3 separate regions of the Homo sapiens genome follow, and all the other regions are linked to region 1. Evidence: chromatin contacts called from ENCODE Hi-C data. All regions are on one chromosome and are shown on one strand. Each heading gives the region's core, a stretch centred on a gene start or an enhancer-like site at or near the end of the contact. The rest is flanking DNA. Distances are from core to core; before and after follow the strand shown. Region 1 holds the start of NCAPG2 (non-SMC condensin II complex subunit G2). Region 2 holds the start of PAXIP1-DT (PAXIP1 divergent transcript). Region 3 holds the start of PAXIP1-AS2 (PAXIP1 antisense RNA 2).

Region 1 (3,045 bases), core at 239-2,738:
CCAGATGCAGAGGTCACTGCTTGAAGGTGGCAGTTTGCACCTTGGATATGAAGGAAATTGCTAAGAAGAAAGCAGTGAGAAGATGAGGGCACCAAAATTCAAGAAATGGCAGGGAAGGATCTGTGTATGGAGGGAGGAGGAGGTCAGAGGTGGCTGGAGCCCCAGGATGAAATAGGCAATGTTAGATATCGGCCACCTGTTGACAAGGGTCCCAGACTCAGCATCCTCTGAGTGGGTCTTCTCCCTCCCCTCTGCAGCCTGCCTTGCTTCACTGTTGCAAGCTTCCTAGTAAACCAGTCTTCTCCCTGCTATAATTTTATATTGCTTGTTGAAACGATATTCCAACAAGTAACATAAATATTTTTGATATACTAGGCTAAATAAAACATATTTAAAAATTAATGTCACCTATTTATCTTCATTTTTCTAATGTGGTCACTAGAAATTTACAAGTGCACTTGTGGCTCCCATGATGTTCCTATTGGTTGGTGCTGTGCTCCCACAGTGCAACGACTTCAATCTCGCCAAGACCTCTGGCTTGAGTTAAGCCAGGAAAACAGATACCACTCTAGACATCTCAAGCATGAAAGAATATAGCTCCAGGGAAGGCCAAGTCCTCACGAAGGGATGCAGAGCTCGGTGGTAAAGAGCACCGTTTTCTAAGAATTTGCTTTCAACAAAAATTGGGAACGCCCAATCAAGTTATTCGCTGACACAAATTAAAAGAGATTGATACATCAGTATGTGATTTTGGCATTTAAGTCCAAAGAATTGAATGACATTGCTACTCCTCCTTCACACGGGTGCCTCCGAGGGTCCCCGCTAAGGCCTCTCCCTCTCCACCCTATGGGCAGCTGACCTGCCGGGGGCCTCACCTGCTGGAGGAGCAACTGCAGGAGAAGCACCTGTTAGGGGCCGCACCTGGCCGGAGGGGCTCCTGCGGGGGAAGCACCTGCCCAGGGTGCACCTACCGTGTGCAGGCTGCGGACCACCCGGACAGGTGCCCCCTCGGCAGGGAGGGCGGTCACGGGGGCCGGCCAGGTCGGGGTGGGGTCCTCCCGGGGATCCAGACACGGCCCTGTGGCCTCTCCCCGCCCCAAGCCTTTCCTTTCTCTCCCCCTCTCTCTCTTCCTCTCCTTCCTCCTTCCCACAACACCGCCCGCTCGCAGCGCCCCGCCCTCTCCTGGACCGCGCACTCCCTCCGCGGAGGCCCCAGGACGCGCACGAGCGCGCAGTGGACGTCGGCGCGCGGACCGGGCATGGGTTCCCCAGCTGTGGCGCCCCGCGTGCGCGTTCCGTAGTGCCCGGTAGGGCACTGGGCTTAGCTGCTCGAGGCCGCGCCCTAAGAGGCGGGGCATAGACAGGAAGAAGACTGGCGGGCATGTGGGCGGGGCATGATCTGGAGGCGGGGCGGGCCGGGCGTGTGGGCGAGGCCCGAGGCTCGCGGCGCCCCAGCTCTCGCGAGAGCGGCGCCTGATGACGACCGGGAGGGCGGGGCCCGTCTGGGGCGCCGGCGGGTGCGTTTGAATCTGGTCCGAGCGCGGGAAACGGCGGGTCCCCGAGCCCAGGTAAGAGCTGCGGTGCCGAGCCGGGATTGGGTTCAGAGCAGGGGCTGGGAAGTAGCAGGGATCGGGCGGGAAGCCCCTCCTCGGCTGGTCGGGGTCCCAGCCTCCCCTCCCCTAAGGAGGCGGCCGACCTGCGTGCGGGCAGTGCTGCCTCTGACGGAACTGGACGGAACTGGCGACCCCGGGCCATCCCCCCTACCCAGCTCAGCGACGCCCGTCCTTCTTGTCCGTGTCGGAGGAAAATCCCAGCCCCGGGCGCGGGCACTGCCCTCAGAGAGCGACCCCCCAGCCCTGAGCATGGGCACCGTCCTCAGAGAGTGTCCCCTCAGTCCTGGGCATGGGCACTGCCCTCAGAGAGCGACCTCCTCTGTCCTGGGCATGGGAACTGCCCTCAGAGAGTGTCCCCTCAGTCCTGGGCATGGGCACTACCCTCAGAGAGCGACCCCCTCAGTCCTGAGCATGGGCACTGCCCTCAGAGAGCGTCCCCTCAGTCCTGGGCATGGGCACTACCCTCAGAGAGCGACCCCCTCAGTCCTGAGCATGGGCACTGCCCTCAGAGAGCGACCCCCTCAGTCCTGGGCATGGGCACTGCCCTCAGAGAGCGTCCCCTCAGTCCTGGGCATGGGCACTACCCTCAGAGAGCGACCCCCTCAGTCCTGAGCATGGGCACTGCCCTCAGAGAGCGTCCCCTCAGTCCTGGGCATGGGCACTGCCCTCAGAGAGCGACCCCCTCTGTCCTGGGCATGGGAACTGCCCTCAGAGAGAGTCCCCTCAGTCCTGGGTGTCGGTACTGCCCTTAGAGAGAGTCCCCCTGAGCCCTGGGTGTAGGCACTGCCCTCAGAGAGTATCTCCCCAGCTGTGGACGTGGGCATTGTCCTCAGAGACATCAGTCTCCTGAACTCTTGTTGCTGGTTTGGTGCCTCTTGTTGTGTCCATGAGGAAGGAGTTTGGGGACGGAGTGGGAAGTCACAGGTGGTGAGAAGGTAACAGGGATTTCTTCTTTTTAATGCTCATCTTGATTTAGTACCAGACCTCCTGTGCGAAGAGTAACCTGCTCTTCGGACTGATAACTGGATGGTGAGATGACTCCTTACCTTGAAAGTAGCATTCTGGCTGCAGGGCTGAGGTCTTATGCACATATGGTACAAGAAACATGGAATATTGCCACTTTGGGAGATAGATTGAAAAATTAACCATTAAAAAATTACAGTCACTAATATAAGAGGGAAAATGGGAAATATAGGAATAAGTTTGGTAGTCTAGAGGAAGTGTATTACTGTAAGTTGGACTAACATGCCAAAGAGGTACACTTGGAAATAGAGCAAACAAGAAAAGTGACCAGAACTATGAAAAAGTGGAGAGTGTTCACAGACTTGCCGGGCGAAGATGTATGATTCCATGTGTTTGCTGCACCTTATTGGATTATTTTTCTAAAATCATGAATTTGTCCTAGCCACTATTCATTATGCTTGTTACTGGC
Region 2 (2,993 bases), core at 1-2,500, 3.7 Mb after region 1:
GAACAAAGGCCAACTTAAAGCCTGGAAAGTGATCTAATCTGTTAAATTAGTGTACCGCAGAGTAATTTTGAAAGCCTTCTCGTTTTGTTTTGTTTTTTTTCAGAGACAGAGTCTCGCTCTGTCGCCCAGGCTGGAGTGCAGCGGCGCGATCTCGGCTCATTGCAACCTCCCCCACCCGAGTTCAAGCCATTCTCCTGCCTCAGCCTCCTGAGTAGCTGGGACTACAGGCGCGTGCCGCCACGCCCGGCTAATTTTTTGTATTTTAGTAGGGACGGGGTTTCACCGTGTCGCCCAGGCTGGTCTCGAACTCCTGAACTCAGGCAATCCGCCCACCTCGGCCTCCTAAAGGATAGGATTACAGGCGTGAGCCACCGCGCCCGGCCCCTTCTCTTTTTTAAAACCAATTTCACTAACATTTACTTAAAAATGATTTTCTGCTTGGCAGAAGTGACTTAAGGCATGTGGGGGAGACACTGCGGGTCTGTCTCAGATTCCTTTAGACACCAATGCTCCACAGTTTTACGACTAGGTAATAGTCCGATAATCACCCATGAGTTCCTGGACTCCGGTTTGTTGTGGGATTGGAAATAAACGAGAAAGGCTGCGTTCATCATCATGGCCTTAATTTCTTCTCCCAACTTCCGGTCGTGCAGGTGTCTTGGGCAGGTGATCCCGAGGCCACTCTGCCGTGTTCTGTGAATCTTGGCGGAAGGGAGGCGAGCTGTAAATAAAAGCGTGACCATTAGAATCGCCGCTGTGTAGTATTAACCTGTTGAGCGCGGGGCTTCCCGGGGCTGGAGCTGCACCGCGGGCTCTGCTGTCTGGGACTCTCCTCCAGCGCGGACCCGACAGGACGCCAGGGACCAGGCCGGTCCGGCCGGGACAGCGGGGCCTCGGGCAGCGACGGGGCCGGGCCTCCCCCCAGCACGTCCCCAGCTCGGGCACTGAGGCCTTGCGGAGACCCCAGGACTCGCCGCGGAGGCCACCAGTGCGCGTCTCGCGTGGCGCTACGGCCTCGGGAATTCCGTCACGGCATAGCCGGGTCCAGCGCGGTGTAGACCGGGGCCCCGCGCCTTGCTCGGCCAGAGCGGCTCAGGTACTACTCCAGGTCCGGCCGCACTCGCGGCCACTGCGAACAGCCGGGACACCCAATCCCACTCCGCCCAGGGCCAAGAAGCCCGAGGAGGCCGCAGAACCGCTCCCGCTCCCACTCGCGGCCCCAAGGCCCCACCCCCCCCTCCGCCGCGCGCATGCGCCGCCCCCGAGCAGCCGCATGTGGCGACGGGAGGGGCCTGCCAGCTCCCCTCCTCCCCGGGACCGGCTCACTCCGGCCCCGCCGAGGGGGGAGCTGGTTTCCCCTCGTCCTCGGGGCCCCCTCGTTGCAGAGCGGCGGCCACGGAACCGCAAGGGCCAGAGCGGGCTGCCGGCGCCAGCTACCCCGGAGCCGTGGCTGGCGGCAGAGGCGCGGGGCGTCACTGGAGGCCGGGCGGCTCCTCGGCGCTCCCCCTCGGTGGCCGGGGCGGGATGGTGCGTCCCGCAGGGCGCGCGCGGCTCCCGCGCTTCGGGCGCTCGGCGCGGGCGCGGGCGGGGGCGCGGAGGGCGGGGGAGCGGACCCCGATTCGCAGGACCGGGCCCGGGCTGCGCGGGCAGGGCCGTTGGCGGGGCGAGTGGGGGCGCCGGGCGCCGCGGGGGCCGGGGGCGGGGGGTGGGCGGGGCCGGGCGCCGCCGCGGAGCCTCCCGGGCCGCCGCGATCATGTCGGACCAGGCGCCCAAAGTTCCTGAGGAGATGTTCAGGGAGGTCAAGTATTACGCGGTGGGCGACATCGACCCGCAGGTACCGCGCCCGCCCCTGCCGCGGCCTCCTCCCCCGTCCGCGTCCCCGTCCGTCCCCGTCCCCGTCCCCGTCCCCGCTCCTGCCGCGGGCGCGCGCCGGGCGCAGAGCGTCGGGTCCGCCGAGGCCGCTGGCCTGACTGCGCTGAGGGCAGGGGCGACCGCGGGGTGGGCGCGGGAGGCCCGGGCCCGGGGGAGTGCGGGAGGGAAGGCGGCTGGGGCTCTGTACCTCGGCCCCTAGTGCGCGCCCTGAGCCCCCGGCCTGCGGCCCTGGGGTCGCCGCCCCCGACCCACCGGGCCGCCTCGTTCTCTGCTCCTTTGCTGAGCGGGACGGGCGCGGGGTCGCGTCTCCCCATTCCCCGCGCCGGGCGTCTCGGCTCCCGGGAGAGCAGCTCCGAGGGCGGACGAGGGGCGCCGGGATCCCCAGCCGGGGCAGCTCGCGCGGGGACCCCAGCCTCGCTCGGCCGGCGGGGGTCGTGGCCGTGCACCGGCTTGGCCGCCTCCGCCACCCGGGCAGCTGCCGTCCTGTGCGGGGCTGAGGAGCGCTCCCTTCCAGCCTGTGTCCCTGCACGTGGGGGCTGGCATTCGTCTTCCTTGATTTTCCCACTTGGACGATTAATTTTACGGTACCCTGGTAACACCATCACATTACACATTTAATTTTGTGTAGTTTGGGCTCACGCCAAAGGATATTGTGGGTTTTCCTTAGTATTCCTATAATAATATATCTGTTTGATGTCACACAGTTATCAGTCCGTGGTAGGAATGCATCTTAGTTGAATATCCTCTTCAGGTTAATCTTCAAAATATTTCCTTCTTAAAAGTTTAGCTGTACAGTTGTGTTGCCTTGGGTGTGACATCAGTGGCCCCCACCTTGGAGGATGGGGATCCCCAGTGATCAGAGTTAGGCCTGGAAGGGCGGAGACTCATATTTCGCAGATGAACTTGGATGGTGTAGAAGGAATTGTAGAAGGCTGAGTGATCTTGGCCTTCTTGAGGTTCGTCCTTGTAACAACTTTTTGGACCCTTTTTGCCCTGTAACTTTAGGGTAAAGAGACTTCAAGGCCGGGTTTACCCCTGTAATCCCAGCACTTTGGGAGGCCAAGGCGGGTGGATCACCTGAGGTCATGAGTTCGAGACCAGCCTGGCCAACATGGTGAAGC
Region 3 (2,875 bases), core at 1-2,500, 3.8 Mb after region 1:
TTCTGTCTATATTATTCCTGCCTGGATGACATAGTGAGGTCTTCACTGCTGGAGAAGGGAGGGCTGGTGGGCCAGAGGGGAGACCCTGCAGAGGTGTGCAGTGTCCTTCTCTGCTGTTCATCTCAACCCGCTGTGTTAGGAAACCAGGAGGAAGCCCTACCTGGAATGAAACAGGTGCCTAGAATGAAGAGGGTAAGGACAAGGTTTAAGACTGTGACACCTGTTGCTTAAGAGACGCATTTAGGAGTGTGGCATGTAGATCCCAAATGTCCGTTTTGTAAAAGTTGTTGTTATTGTTTCACTTTTGTTGTTGTTGTTTGTTTGTTTTGAGATAGAGTCTCACTCTGTTGCCCAGGCTGGAGTGCAGTGGTGCAATCACAGCTCCCTGCAGCCTCAACCACCTGGCTCAAGCACTCCTCCCACCTCAGTCTCCCGAGTAGGCGGGGCCACATGTGTGCACTGCCATTCCTGGCTAAGTTTTCTTTTAATTCTTTGTAGAGACAGGGTTTCCCTATGTTGCCCAGGCTGGTCTTGAACTCCTGGCTTCAAGCAATCCTCACACTTCAGCCTCCTAAAGTGCTGGGATTACAGGCGTAAGCCACCACGCCCAGCCTGTTGTTATTGCTTTGAAGGAGTTCAGGAAATGCCACCCCCATGGCACTTGGGAGTGCTGATCCCTGTGAGCTGAGGGCACTTGGGAATCAGCGGATGCAGGCAGAGGTTTCCTCTGAGCTCCCCTTACCTGCCTGAAGACGGATCCTCCAAAAGGAACTCAGCTGTCATGAATCGCCTCCCCAGGAATCTCGTCAATCTGGGAGGATTAACACAGATCACAGGAGAGGACACTGGAGGTGACATCAGCCCAGATGACTATCACCCGTTCTCCCGAAGGCGGCTCTGAGATGTTTACGACCTCAGAGACATTTCATCCACAGAGCAGCACAACCTTTACTCACCAGACAGTCCCTCCCCAGGCTCTCCCATCACTTGTGTTCTCACCTCCCCTGGAAGCCCCGGGAACTTCGAAGTAGGCTTCTGTGGACTCCTGCCACTTCATCAGTAGCTGGGGCCCTGGTACCAGCACAAACTGCTTGCATCCAACTGACTTCACCAGACATACGGGCGTCTTTGGTAAGACCGCTCTCAGGTTTTGAATCTCCCAGGTTTGGGCTGAGATTCAGATTTTATTTAAGTAAATGAATTTCATGCTCAGTGGGACTGATATTGAAGCCGCCATTTAGGGCTTTAAGGCAGGAGTTTCGCGTCATTTCTCTAAAGATTCTGCTATTGGCAGGTTTGTGGTTTCACTTTTCTATTAGGTTAAGTTTTCGTTCGTCTTACTTGCTCTTTTGTAACCTTTTCTCTCATTGGACATTTTACTTGCTCAAGTTTGTAACCTTTTCTCTCATTGGACATTTTTTTACTTGCTCAAGTTTGTAACCTTTTCTCTCATTTGACATTTGGTTAAAGAGAAAGCAGTTTTCTTTGTAAAAGGAGAAAGTGAATGTTTGTGGCTTAAGCCAAATTTGTGGCTTTAAACCAGCCAGGCTTTGGATCTTGGTTAACATTGAGATTTAAAGTTTCTTCCTGAGTCACCCAAAATTTGTAAAAGGTTGGAATGAGGACGTGATAAGCTGAAGACAAAAAGGACTCTTTCTCCCAGCTGAAAGGCACCTTAGGCAATGGAGGTAACACAAGGGTGTGGAAGCTCACAACAAACCCCAGAGAAGAACTCACAGGGAGAGCTGCTTAACCCCCGGGGCACACAACACACAAGGGGTTCGTCACCCAGTGCCTTGAACTCCCAGAAATGTCTGGGTTTCTCTGAGGTAGGTAAGAGGGAAGAAGCTACTTGTAGGTGATACCTCCAGGAATAATCCCTACTAAGCAGCACACTGGACCCCAAACACTTTTCCCTTTTAGCCTTTGGGCATTTTAAAAGAGAATCCAAATTATGAGCAATTATCCATCTATAACCAAGCCCTCATTAAGCAATGCACCTTTGGAAACTCCAGCGGGGTTTATGTACAAGACTTATGGCGCCACCTCCTGTCGATAGTTGGAGAAATGGTCTTATTTGACCTAAGAAGATCCTAAATTACAATGATCAAAGAGAATTATCTTTGAAATAGCTAGATTAGTTTATTTATATGCACAATTTTAAAAAGCCAGCTATGGAATCAAATAAAATAATTAAGAGAGTTACTTCCAATGGCACCCAGAAGCATCCAAAAGAGGTTTTGACAGAATTCTTCCCTTAGAGGAAGAAAATAAAAAGCACTCTAAAACCATTACTGAATTTTAAAAAACACTGAAATGTCTTCTTCTCTCCCTGCTCCCCTGTCTCTCTAAGCCTCCTTGTCAGAACTACCCAGCCCTGATTGACCTTCTCCTCCTCCTCCTCCTGCCCCTCCTCCTGCTCCCACTGGTTTGGCTCCATTTCATCCAGCATCTGGTAGAGGGGAACCTGCTTTATCAATCATGATCAAACTTACAGGCATAGTTAAAAGAATTCCTTGATCTTCACCAGGTTCCTATTGGTTTTGCTAGGAAATTTGAATTAAATATCCAAGCTTATGACCCTAGTTATTCTGACTTCTAGCAACAGATTCACATGTTAGTAGCAAAAATTAAAGCTAAAGGCTGGCTAGACAAAGCTCACTGGAGAAATCTGTTAGGGATCTTCATAAATGTTCAGAAGAGGACCATAGACAGGCTTGAAGAACAGCAAAGGCTTTGCATCAGGCTATCTCCTCAGTTTTTCAGAGTAGTCAACTGGAACAAAATACAATATCAACAAAATTCAGATGAGTCAGTAATATACTTTGAGGGCTGTGGAAAAAATTTTAAAGAATATTTAGTTTTATCCGAAGAA

Evidence for each region. Hi-C counts contacts between places; a loop is a spot of excess contacts on that map. Pooled maps may share reads with other maps.
Region 2: a loop to region 1 is called in a map of CD8-positive, alpha-beta T cell, with 5 times the contacts of the local background. The contact joins the promoter of PAXIP1-DT here to the promoter of NCAPG2 in region 1. A Hi-C loop is called at or near these places in 1 of 168 maps with a recorded cell type or tissue (CD8-positive, alpha-beta T cell), 1 of 37 single-sample maps with no recorded cell type and 9 of 50 pooled maps.
Region 3: a loop to region 1 is called in a map of CD8-positive, alpha-beta T cell, with 23 times the contacts of the local background. The contact joins the promoter of PAXIP1-AS2 here to the promoter of NCAPG2 in region 1. A Hi-C loop is called at or near these places in 2 of 168 maps with a recorded cell type or tissue (B cell and CD8-positive, alpha-beta T cell) and 5 of 50 pooled maps.

Annotation. Positions count from the first base shown.
Region 1 is chr7:158,703,247-158,706,291 of GRCh38, reverse strand. NCAPG2 (non-SMC condensin II complex subunit G2) reads left to right here and starts at 1,488. Exons shown (of 28, transcript NM_017760.7): 1 at 1,488-1,568. RefSeq lists silencers at 832-1,111, 1,232-1,321, 1,472-1,571 and an enhancer at 2,149-2,727.
Region 2 is chr7:155,001,690-155,004,682 of GRCh38, reverse strand. PAXIP1-DT (PAXIP1 divergent transcript) reads right to left here and starts at 1,250. Exons shown (of 1, transcript NR_028090.1): 1 at 1-1,250. PAXIP1 (PAX interacting protein 1) reads left to right here and starts at 1,559. Exons shown (of 21, transcript NM_007349.4): 1 at 1,559-1,834. The coding sequence starts at 1,754. RefSeq lists an enhancer at 163-664 and silencers at 909-988, 1,009-1,698, 1,729-2,098, 2,269-2,418.
Region 3 is chr7:154,926,892-154,929,766 of GRCh38, reverse strand. PAXIP1-AS2 (PAXIP1 antisense RNA 2) reads right to left here and starts at 1,250. Exons shown (of 8, transcript NR_024476.1): 1 at 1,000-1,250; 2 at 743-811. RefSeq lists enhancers at 620-839, 990-1,089, 1,110-1,169.